Linked DNA regions of Homo sapiens: region 1 is linked to region 2. The links are chromatin loops, found by intact Hi-C in ENCODE. Cell type or tissue: sigmoid colon. All regions are shown on one strand. Links, peaks and the distances in the headings refer to the core of each region. The heading gives the core; the rest is flanking DNA. Region 1 overlaps PRKG1 (protein kinase cGMP-dependent 1). Region 2 overlaps PRKG1 (protein kinase cGMP-dependent 1).

The links. A loop is a pair of places that touch in the nucleus more often than their neighbours do. Peaks named below come from ENCODE experiments on the same cell type or tissue, not always from the same donor. Only the 100,000 strongest peaks of a DNase experiment are listed, where the experiment ranks them.
Region 1: a loop joins it to region 2, with 2.2 times the contacts of the local background. A loop is called at or near these places in 1 of 110 quality-filtered maps.

What each region holds. Positions count from the first base shown.
Region 1 is chr10:51,222,482-51,227,875 of GRCh38, forward strand. The region is part of intron 2 of PRKG1 (protein kinase cGMP-dependent 1); the gene reads left to right. Among named protein-coding and RNA genes, the nearest start is that of MIR605, 74 kb to the right of the region's middle. In sigmoid colon, for the core only: no CTCF peak of the experiment used is centred there; no DNase peak of the experiment used is centred there; H3K4me3 peaks cover 848 bases; H3K27ac peaks cover 818 bases.
Region 2 is chr10:51,703,460-51,708,853 of GRCh38, forward strand. All of the region lies in intron 3 of PRKG1 (protein kinase cGMP-dependent 1), which reads left to right. Among named protein-coding and RNA genes, the nearest start is that of CSTF2T, 6.6 kb to the left of the region's middle. In sigmoid colon, for the core only: no CTCF peak of the experiment used is centred there; DNase peaks (open chromatin) are centred at 2,522, 2,962 and 4,002; H3K27ac peaks cover 453 bases.

The sequences.
Region 1 (5,394 bases), core at 104-5,103, 480 kb before region 2:
TTCTGTTCTGATCTTTTCATAGAAGTTCTGACCCTTTCTTTAGCAAAACCGCCTTACTTCATTTCTTTAATAAGGTTGAGAAGTTTGCTTAGTCTATTTGTTTCATAAATAACTCTCGCCCAAAGTTTAAGTAATGGATTTAGAGGTAACACTGAGAAATTCAGAGAAGGAAGTCTCATGGCTTTATGGTTCTAGATATAAGAATTATAGCACAGGGGTAGTTTATATTTCTTTATATTAGGGTGGCCACCATAAGTATGAGTACTTCATGAGAAGAGGCCCTGACGGTAGGAATTACGGTATTCCTGCCCACAACACCCCCTCTAAGTTTTCTGAATTCTGCAGTTTTTTCCAGGTGTATGGAAATATAATTGATAAACAAAAAATGTATATATGTAAGGTATACATATGTATACATTCTACTTGTATACATTATAAAAGTACATATGTATACAATGTGAAATGATTACCATAATCAAACTAAATAACATATCCATCACTGTAATTTGTTACTCAGTGTGTTTGTGTGTGGCGGGGGGTGGTGCGGGGGAGGGTAAGGGCACTTAAAATCTACTCACTTCACAAAATACAAGTAAACAATAGAGGAATATTAACTGTAATCACCACGCTGTATATTATAGCCCCAGAACTTACTCATTTTATACCTGGAAGTTTGTACCCATTGATCTACATATCCTCACTTCCCCCACCCTCTGTAGCTCCTGGAAATCACCTAAATTCTGATTGTGGATTGTGTTTCAAGCAATCTAGGAAAAGAGAGAACATTTTTATAGTTATAAAAAAGTTCAAAATTATTATTTTAATATCACAAGCAATATGTGCCAGGCAAAAAGAACCAAGAAAAAGATATAAACCCCATGAAGACAGAAATTTTTGTCTGCTGACTTAAGTTAATGTCTGTATTTGAGCCCACATGTATACTTCATATAAGTAGAGGCCATATGTGTTCTTGTTTACAAAGTGCTTTGCACTATGCCTAGTGCATACATACACACATACACGAGTGAATATCTATATAAATGTATTCTCTATAGGATTCTACTATCCATTAAAAAATTTGTCCTTTTACTTAGTATATCATAAATATCTTACCACATAAGATGTATATTTCTACAGACATAAATTTAATGGCTGTATAAGATATAATTTACTAATTTCTTCTTTTTATTCTTTTGGCCTATTTCCATTTTTAAATTTATTATTATAAAAACAATTCTTCGAGAAAGACATCACCATTTTATTCTGCACATATAATTATTTTCTAATGATAAAGCCTTAAAAGTAGACTTGACAGATAAAAGTATGTTGGCTCACAAATATAATGCAAATACTGTGCTGAAGAATAAATTGAAGCAGTCACTCATTCTTAGCTCTGGATTAAATATAGTTCATTTCATTGTTTTACTTTGAATACATTGCTGAAATGACTGGCTCTAAGGGAAAGTGTGCTTTGATTAGGAGCAGGTTTTTATAATTCTCTTCTACATGCCCATCCTGTAAATGGTATCTTTGTGTAAAAAAGAAGCAAGCATAAGGACACATAGACCAGAATAGAGAGGAACCATGGAGTGGGAAAATAGGAAAAGAGGCACTGCTGGAAGACAGAAGATAAACTGTATTTTGTGGTTTTGTGTAAGCCTGCCATTGCCTTCATCTAGACCTGCCAAGTGTGACAGATTTGGACACACTGGAAAAGTTAACGTTTTCAGTGGGAAGTTCTGGGTTTCAGTTCCTTCTGTCAGTTTAGGTATCATCAGCATCATCATTAGAATCACTAAGGAGTCAGAGAAAGGTGTGTCCACCTAATTCAAGGGCCTGAGTGCCAGGCAGATTTTTCCATGGTAGCATGTTCCATCCTAACGATCTCTTCAGCCTTGTTCCCATCCTATTCTCTTTAATAAGAAGTTGTCATTGTCTAGCAATGAATATTTATTGCTCAGAGATTTAGCAGATAGTGAATATTTTCAGACATCAAACTAATTTGCATTTGTGCTTGAGAAATTTTTCCCAGGTGGCACAATATTTTATATCCTGTTGTAACTGAGAAAGTTATCACATACATAAGAACACATTTACTTTCATTTTATTTTTCTCCTACAGTATATCCTGTTGTAACTGAGAAAGTTATTACATACATAAGAACACATTTACTTTCATTTTATTTTTCTCCTACAGAGCGTCCTATATTTCTGTAAACTGGATTACAGGGTACTTAGAAGAACGAGCTTGCTTGTCACTGAAGTATGCAGCCTCTTAAGTAAAATCCAAGCCCTATTTCATCATCATGTTTATTCTGAGAATAGAATTGAAGAGGACCACATATGGTTGAAATTATAGGGAGGGTTGAGGTGGGCAGAATCTGGCCCAGTGGAATCATCCAATTTGGAAATAATCCATGAAAACTGTTTGGCAGTTTTAGCCATGCCCCTGCTTCCCATCGCCTACCCCCTGCCCCAACTTCCAAAGAGCATATAAATTTAGTGTTGGTGATGAAAATAGGAAGAGAGAACTTTGATTTGCAGTTAACATGAAAGGAAATATACACTGTTTTAGTCCATCTGGGCTGTTATTACGAAATACTACAAACTGTGTAGCTTATAAACAACAGAAATTTATTTTTCACAGTTCTGGAGTTTGGAAGATTCTGTGTCTGGAGGCGCTGGCGTATTTAGTGTCTGGTGAAGGCCCCCTTTCACATACGTGTTGCCTCCTCTCTGTGTCCTCATGTGGTAGAAGAAGCTAGCTAGTTCACTGGGCTCTCTTTTATAAGGGCCCTCATCTCATCCATGAGGGATCTACCCTTACTTATGAACTAATTACCTCCCGAAGACCCTGCCTCCTAATCCCATCCCCTTAAGGGTTAGGATTCCAGCATATGCATTTTGAGGAGACGTAGGTATTCAGTCCATTGTGCACACCAAATTATGAATTAATGTATTAATATATAATTGTATCCAAAGAAAGGTCTACCAGGAACCCATATTTGTTTGCTGATTTGCTTGTTTAATATGCTTCATTTCCTCAAAACAAAGGGAAGCATATTTTAGCTTATTTTCCTTTTTAATCTTTTGTTTTGAGAATCTCTGCCATTGCTAAAGTAGAAAATTATGTTTTCTTAACTTTTTGTTTATTATACGTAAATACATTATTATTAATAATATAAATTCAGTGTGTATGTATTTCTCTATAGTGAAGGTGTTGCTTTTTAAGTGAATGTGGCTATAAACTGAGACTTTAAAAAATCTCATTGTCATTAAAAAAATACTGATTTAGAAAAGTTCTAGATTCACTGTATAGAACTCACAGAATATAGAATAGTTGCTAGAGCACAGAAACTAGTACTCTTTTAACTTCTAAGAAAAAGTCTGGGAATAATGTAGATCCCCTCATCTTTATTTAAGTAATCAAAATTGATTCTGTGCTGGGCGCGATGGCTCATGTTTGTAATCCTAGCACTTTGGGAGGCCAAGGTGAATGGATTGTCTGAGCTCAGGAGTTTGAGATCAGCCTGGGCAACACGGTGAAACACCGCCTCTACTAAAATACAAAAAGTTAGCCAGGTGTGGTGGCAGGCACCTGTAGTCCCAGCTACTCAGAAGGCTGAGGCATGAGAATTACTTGAACCCGGGATTCAGAGGTTGCAGTGACCCAAGATCACTCCACAGCACTCTAGTCTGGGGGACAGAGTGAGACTCTGTCTGCAAAAACAAACGAACAAACAGAAAAATGATTCTGCATAATGTGGGGCAGATTATTTATTTACAAAATTATTTTTTAGGAAAGAAAAAGTTGATTACTAAGATTTAGCTAGATTCACTATGATCAAGTCATGGAGTCAAACTTTACGTTGTTGTTGTTTGCATGAGTTAATTGGCTGATAGATTACTGGAAAGTCATGGATGTTGTGTATCTGGTTTTTAGCAAGATGTGCATCAGTGTTCCCTATAATGTCTTTATCAATGAGTATGAGGGCTGTAAGCTGAGTGATAATTTTGTTAGGCAGATCTTTGGCTGTTTGAATAATCAACTGTAGCAATGTTATTCATTAATGCCAATTTGATGAAAACTTTGGTCTGGTTCAATATGTTTATTAATAAATTCACAGAGAAGCTTAATAGCATACTAATACAATTTGAGGATATTAGAAACTAGGAGGGTTAGTTCCTATCTTGAATAAGAAGGCAGATCCAAGAACTCCACAGAAATAAACTATGGAGAATAACAGTTATTTAATTTTTTCAAATTATGGATGTGGAGGAAGAAATGAATTAACTCTGAAATGAGAGCAAGACATAGGACTAACAGATGGAAGTTTCAGGAAAATATATTTTGGCTCAGTAAAAGAAATAAATTACTAAGATTTATAGTAGTCTGAAACTGAAATTGAGAATTTTTCAGGAGATACTCAACTATTGATGTGAATAGGTGTCCCAGCAACAATTGGACAAGCCCACCGACCACTTGGTGACATTTTCCACTAGGCATTCAGCATCAGATTCCACAGCGCTTTTGAGGTGGAGGATAAGTAGATAATATGTCTCCATTATTTAGAGGAAATCTCTCACCTTTGAACTCTTACAGAACTTTAAGTCATTTAATAATTATTCCTGTGTAATGTACAGGAATAATTATATATATTATAAATATATATGTTTTATATATGGTACATATATTTATATATATATATGTGTCTATATCCTATCCCTTTAAGTTCTTTTGATAGAGACATGTCAGTCATCATAGGCTTATAGTGCCTAGCATAATATCTTGCACATCAAAAGAGAAAATAGTGAATGAATGAATGAATGATTTCTATAACAATATATTTTCTTCCCTAGGTGAAGGACATCCTAAATTCTTGAGGATACTGTGTATGCCCTGTGTTATAATAGCATGGTGCACACCACACTAGCCCTTCAGGTGTTCTTGTTCTCTTTTTGAATGCTGGTACCCTCAATTTATTATTCTTGTTTGGATATATCCAATTTACCTTGTTGAACATTATTTACTAACAGCAATCTGTTAGCCACTAGGAATGTAAAGACACATCATAATATGACCTTCTGAGGGACAAAAATTGAGGCCTATTTATCTTTGTATCCCAAATGCCTGGTGTACAGCTGGTTCTCATAAAATGTTGAATTGCTCCCGGACCAGACTTTAGAGTTTGGTTTTAAAAGAAAAGCCAGAGTTCAGCAACAGCGAAGGGAATTTAATGTGGAGAAAGAAACATGAACCAAGAGGCACAGCTTAGTGTTGCTGAGATCAGGTAAAGCATCCCTGTGACTGGGGCATAAGGTGTGGCAGGGATGAGAGGGCAAGAAAGAGTGGCACAAAAGTGCTTGCAATCACAGCAGGGACTATCAAGTAAGG
Region 2 (5,394 bases), core at 82-5,081:
ATAAACCTTGATATACCTTGTACCTTTCTGATTATAGTAACTCCTTTACCTTTCAGCAAAATTGTGATTTTCCTTCTAAACTGTAAAATCATTATATATCCCCCTTTATCAGTTAACTAAGTGCCTCAAATTTATTATTTCATTCCATCAATATTTATTTCAAGCACTGACAATACAGCAGTGAAAACAATAGTCTGCCAGAAAAGAAGGTCTGTAAATGTGGTCCTTGGTTCAGTGGCATCAGCATCACCAGGAAACATCTTAGAAATTAAAAGTTTGGGGCCCTACTCCAAATCTATTGCATCAGAAACAGAGAAATCTTTGAACAAGTTTTCCAGGTAATTCTAATGCAAGCTCAATTTTGAGAACCACTACATTATAAGATTGCAATCATAGTTGCCAGGCACAGTGACTCACGCCTGTAATCCTGGCACTTTGGAAGGCGGAGGTGGGTGGATCATTTGGTCAGGAGTTCAAGACCAGCCCGGCCAACATGGTGAAATGGTGAAACCCCGTGTCTACTAAAAATACAAAAATTAACCAGGTGTGGTGGTGCATGCTTCTAATCTCAGCTATTTGGAGGCCAAGGTTTGAGGATTGCTTGAACCCGGGATGTGGATGTTGCAGTGAGCTGAGATCGCACCACTGCACTCCAGCCTGGGCAACAGAGTGAAACTGTCTCAAAAAAAAAAAAAAAAATTAAATAAATAAATAAATAAAATTAAATTAAATAAAAAGAATGCAATTATAGTATAGTAGCTGATAGATGATAGATAGACAGACAGACAGACAGATAGATAGATAGATAGATAGATATTTTGTTTTCACCTCTGTATCCTCAGCACCTGGGATAGAGCTCAGCACAGGTGGATGTTCATTATATATTTGTTGAATGAATGACAGGAAATGACTTTAAAGTTTGCTAATTCACAAATATTTCATTTTACCAAGGACGGAGCCTGTGGCATTGAATAACGTGCCTCAAATCAAAGACAAGACATGCTGCCAGGACCCTTGTCATTTTATTCCTAGGTCAGTGATAGTTCTTCCATGTTGCCATTTGATGAAATGGATATGCAATAAAGTATGTAGAGATGGAAGAGAGTGATATGTTTTAGATTATCAAGGAAAGCTTTCTGATGGAAATGAGATTTAGGGAAGGGTTATAATCTGGCATAGATAGGTAGAAGATGAAGAAAATAAACCAGAAGCTAGTAATAGCCAACGCAAGAAATTGGGACCTGGTGTTTTTTACGGCCTCAGAGGAAACCAAGAGAGTTGGTGAGGAGTGTGACAAAAGATGGGCTTCTGGGACAGATTATAAAAGGTTTTGAAGTTCAGATTCATGAATGTGAACTTGATGTGAGAGTCAGTAGGCTTCCTTCACCACCCCCTGAAACATGAACATAGAATAATAATGGCAGAGGCTTAAGAATACCAAACTTATCTAATCCTTTTCTATATATTTTCTACCTAGGCTGTTCTTTTTTAATACCTTATAACTTTTAATCTAAATTGTGGTGGTTGTTCTTCCTACATATAACACACTCTGTTACGTAGCTTCATTCTCATTACTTCTCTCCATCCCTTCACATATTCTCCTCTGGCTAAATTGTACCACTCACTTTTTATCATACATGATCTGTATTTTTTCACCTCCTAGCTTTTTGTGATACTATTTGTCAGGGATGCTTCCTTTTTTCCTCTTCTTCTCTTCCCTCCCCCATGTTTAAATCTTTCTGTTCTTCAATGCTCACCTCAAAGACTTCCATTTAGAGTACTGGTTTGGTACTCATTATCTTCTATATTAGAGGTATCAATATTCTTGTATTACCATAAAATCCATATCTGATTGATATTCTCCACAATGCCTGGTCCAGTGCCTTTTATATTCCAAGCACTTAGTAAATATTTTTAAATTAATACAAGATCATCTTACAATAACAAAATATAGATGTTAACCAAATGATAATTTAGTGCCTTTTGCTTACAAAATACTTTTCTCTGGGTTCCCACATTTAGTCTTGATAACAGTCTTATGAAGTACATGCAATTGTTTCCTGATTTTTAACAATGAAGAAACTCAGAGAGTTATTATGTAGAACTTTACCTAACAATGGACTCACTCAAAATACAGATGCTTTATAAAGGCAAACTCTGAGCACTTAGTAGGGAGAAGGCTCTTTGATAAATGCTTTATATAATATAATATTTTATTCTTTCTGCAACCTTTTGAAGATAGGCAGTCATAGTTCCTCAATTTATAGGTAAAGAACAGAGGCACAGAGAAGTTAACTAGTGTGCCTATGTCAACTAGCAGAACGAGGATTTGAACACAAACCATTTGGCTTAAGAAATCAAGCTCATAAATCATTGTTCTATTAAATGAGTTGCCTAAGGATACATAGCTACTAAGTGGCATAACGACAACCTGAAAGCAGGTCTCCTGAATTTGAACTTTCTATTTCATAAGTAGTACAGTAATCACAAGTTATTGACGCCTGGGCACCATCTCCCTTGGCATTTTTCCTGTTTGTCTCTGAGTGTAACTAATTGCAGTTGTGACATCACAATCAGTGCTGTGGTAACAGATGGACTGTGAGGTATAAAGACTGAAGCAATAGAGAAAATGTTTCCTTTTTCAATTTGCAGGACTATAGTTAAACTTCACCTAAAGACTTTTATAAAGCATCCAGTTAGTTAAAGCATGCATTTTTCCATAAAATGAAAGAGCTCAAATTAATTTGGTATATAACTTTTTTTCCCAAAATGCTTAGTGTATTTAATATGAAACAATGTACAGAGGAATAAAAAGCAAATTTCATGTACTCAAACTCCTAACCTCAAATGCTCCACCTGCGCTGGCCTTCCAAAGTGCTGGGAGTGAGCCACAATGCCTGGCCCTGAATTTCATTTACTTATACACAGGATGAATCACTGTTATTGGCAAGTGCAGATTACATGAATTTGGGGCTGCTGGGAGTCTGCCATTTCTGGACTTGAGGTTGAACAGAACCAAATGTTCTCCCTGGAAGGGATTGCGAAGTCCAGCCCAATTTTTTTTTTTTTAATAGATAAAGAAAAGAAAATGACGCCCAGGAAAGGAAAGAAATTAGACCAGGCTCAAATGTCCAGTTACTGATCTAGCTTGTAAAAGGATTTAGATATTCAGATTTTTCTCATCCAAACTATACTCTCAGCACTTAGAAAAGGCAGTAGAGTGAAGGAATTAAGAGCACAGAGATTTTAATGTCAGAATGACTTAGATTGGCTACCTAGTTCAACACGTAATTTTGTGGCATTGTACAAATTACTTCGCCTCTCTGTGGTTCCATTTCCACATCTTTTAAATGAGAGTAATGTCACCTGTATTGGATTATTGTGTGGAATACATGATATACTTATATTTTTATTATTCCTTACATTGTATGGTCATTATTAATCTACATTGGTTATCTAGTAATAGTAGATGAAGTAGCATCTTATGTGGAAAGAGACACAAGTTTTAGTCTGATGCTATTTATTTGGGGGCCTATATCTTTATTTTTATTATTGAAAGGCTTGTACTTGTACTAATGGTCTTGTCAGATTATATTATTTTCAAGTTGTACAACCTTAACACTGCCATTTTAGCCTTTGGTAGATTTGTAGTTGAAATGGATACTTTTTAGGCTTGATCCCATAGAATACTTCAATGAGAATTTTACCGATCATCTTGGTGCACATTAGGTTCTTGTACTAAACCATGAAATGCACTCTTCAAATATGTAGTCGGCTAGAATTCCACTTGTCCATTTTTATTAAAAGGGCCTGCCTGAACTTTGACTGTGGAGGATATAGGCTTATTTAACACCACATCGTTCTGCCACACAAGGTACCTACTCGAGCGCATAGTCCTGTTCAGGGTGATATTAGGACTACTACTTTTAAGTGTGCACTGGCAGACGTAGGCCATTTATTCAAACATAGAAAGGCATAGCTAATTAGACAAGAAGCAGAGCTCCCTTATTCGTGCTTCAGGCTGTCACCCGAAGGAACGCAGAAGTATCCTCATAAACTGTGGAAAAGTACAAGCCCTGTAACTAGGTCTGAATAAAGATACCCTATTTAAGTGGAACAACGCATGAATCTTTTTTTTTTTTCCTGTGACCGGAACAATACAACACCTCACTTCAGAGAAATGTGTAAACTGCCACTCACTTCAGAAATTTGGCTAGTATATCTCTTCTGAGGCTAGGTTGGTCTGAGAATGTGCCTATATTTGTACCAAGTTACAGGAAAGAGGCCTTTCTGAAAACATTTGATTCCAGGCTCAGACTGTTGAAAACAACAAATGTCAGTTTAACAGAATATATTTTAGATTCATTATCACAGTTGAATGATCCTTGAAAAACATTATGTCAAGAATTCCAGTTTAAATTTACCTTCTAACTCTGGATTCTTGAGTTAGAAATTAGAAAACCTAAAATCTAATGTTTATAGGAATGTAGTAGCTAGCATTTTATGGTACACGTACAGAAACCAATTCCAACCAAGGTAAGCAAAGGAAGTGGTGGTTATTTTCATGACATTTTGTTATCTCTCAGAACCCACAGAAATTAATCTGCTAGGCTGCTGTATTAGAATACCACAGACTTAAACAGAAATTTATTTTCTTACAGTCCTACATGCTGGAAGTTCAAAATCAAGGTGCAAGTAGGTTAGGTTTTTCCTGATCCTCTCTCCTTGGCTTGCAAATGGCTGCCTCCTCAGTGTCCTCGCGTCACCTGCTGTGTGCATGCACTCTGGTGTCTCTTCCTTTTCCTGTAGGAACACCCATTGTATTAGATGAGGGGTCCACACGTATGACCTCATTTAATTATAATTATCTCTTTAGAGGCTCTGTCTCTAAATACAGTCACATTGTGGGCTAGGGCTTCAACATATGAATTTTGAGGGACATAATTGACTCCGTAACAAGCAGTAATGCAGTAACCTCTAGGAAAAGAAAAAATGGGTAATTGTTGGCATTCAGAATACTCTATTCCCATCTCTTTCTCTCTCTCTCAAAATCTTTGTCTCCCACTCCCTTCCTCACTCCCTCTTCGCTGCATCTCTTTGTACATTTGTGGTGGTTTTCCTCTGTTGAAGGATCAGATCTCCTATTTCTCTCTCTAGTCCATTGTCATTCCAGTTTTCTGGAACTGGGAATCTGAAGGTCCAGCTTTATTCTGGTGTGTATCTGTGATTCAATTCAGCATTGTTAAGAGGTTGGAGCCAGAGTGATAGTGAGACCATTTACTAGTCTATGTCTGCTGGGGCCGGGTAGTCAGCTGGAGCAGGAGGAAGCCTACAGACCTTTGCGGTGCCAGTTGTTAACCTCCTTTACCTTCCAGGTCATGGAGAGGTCAGGAG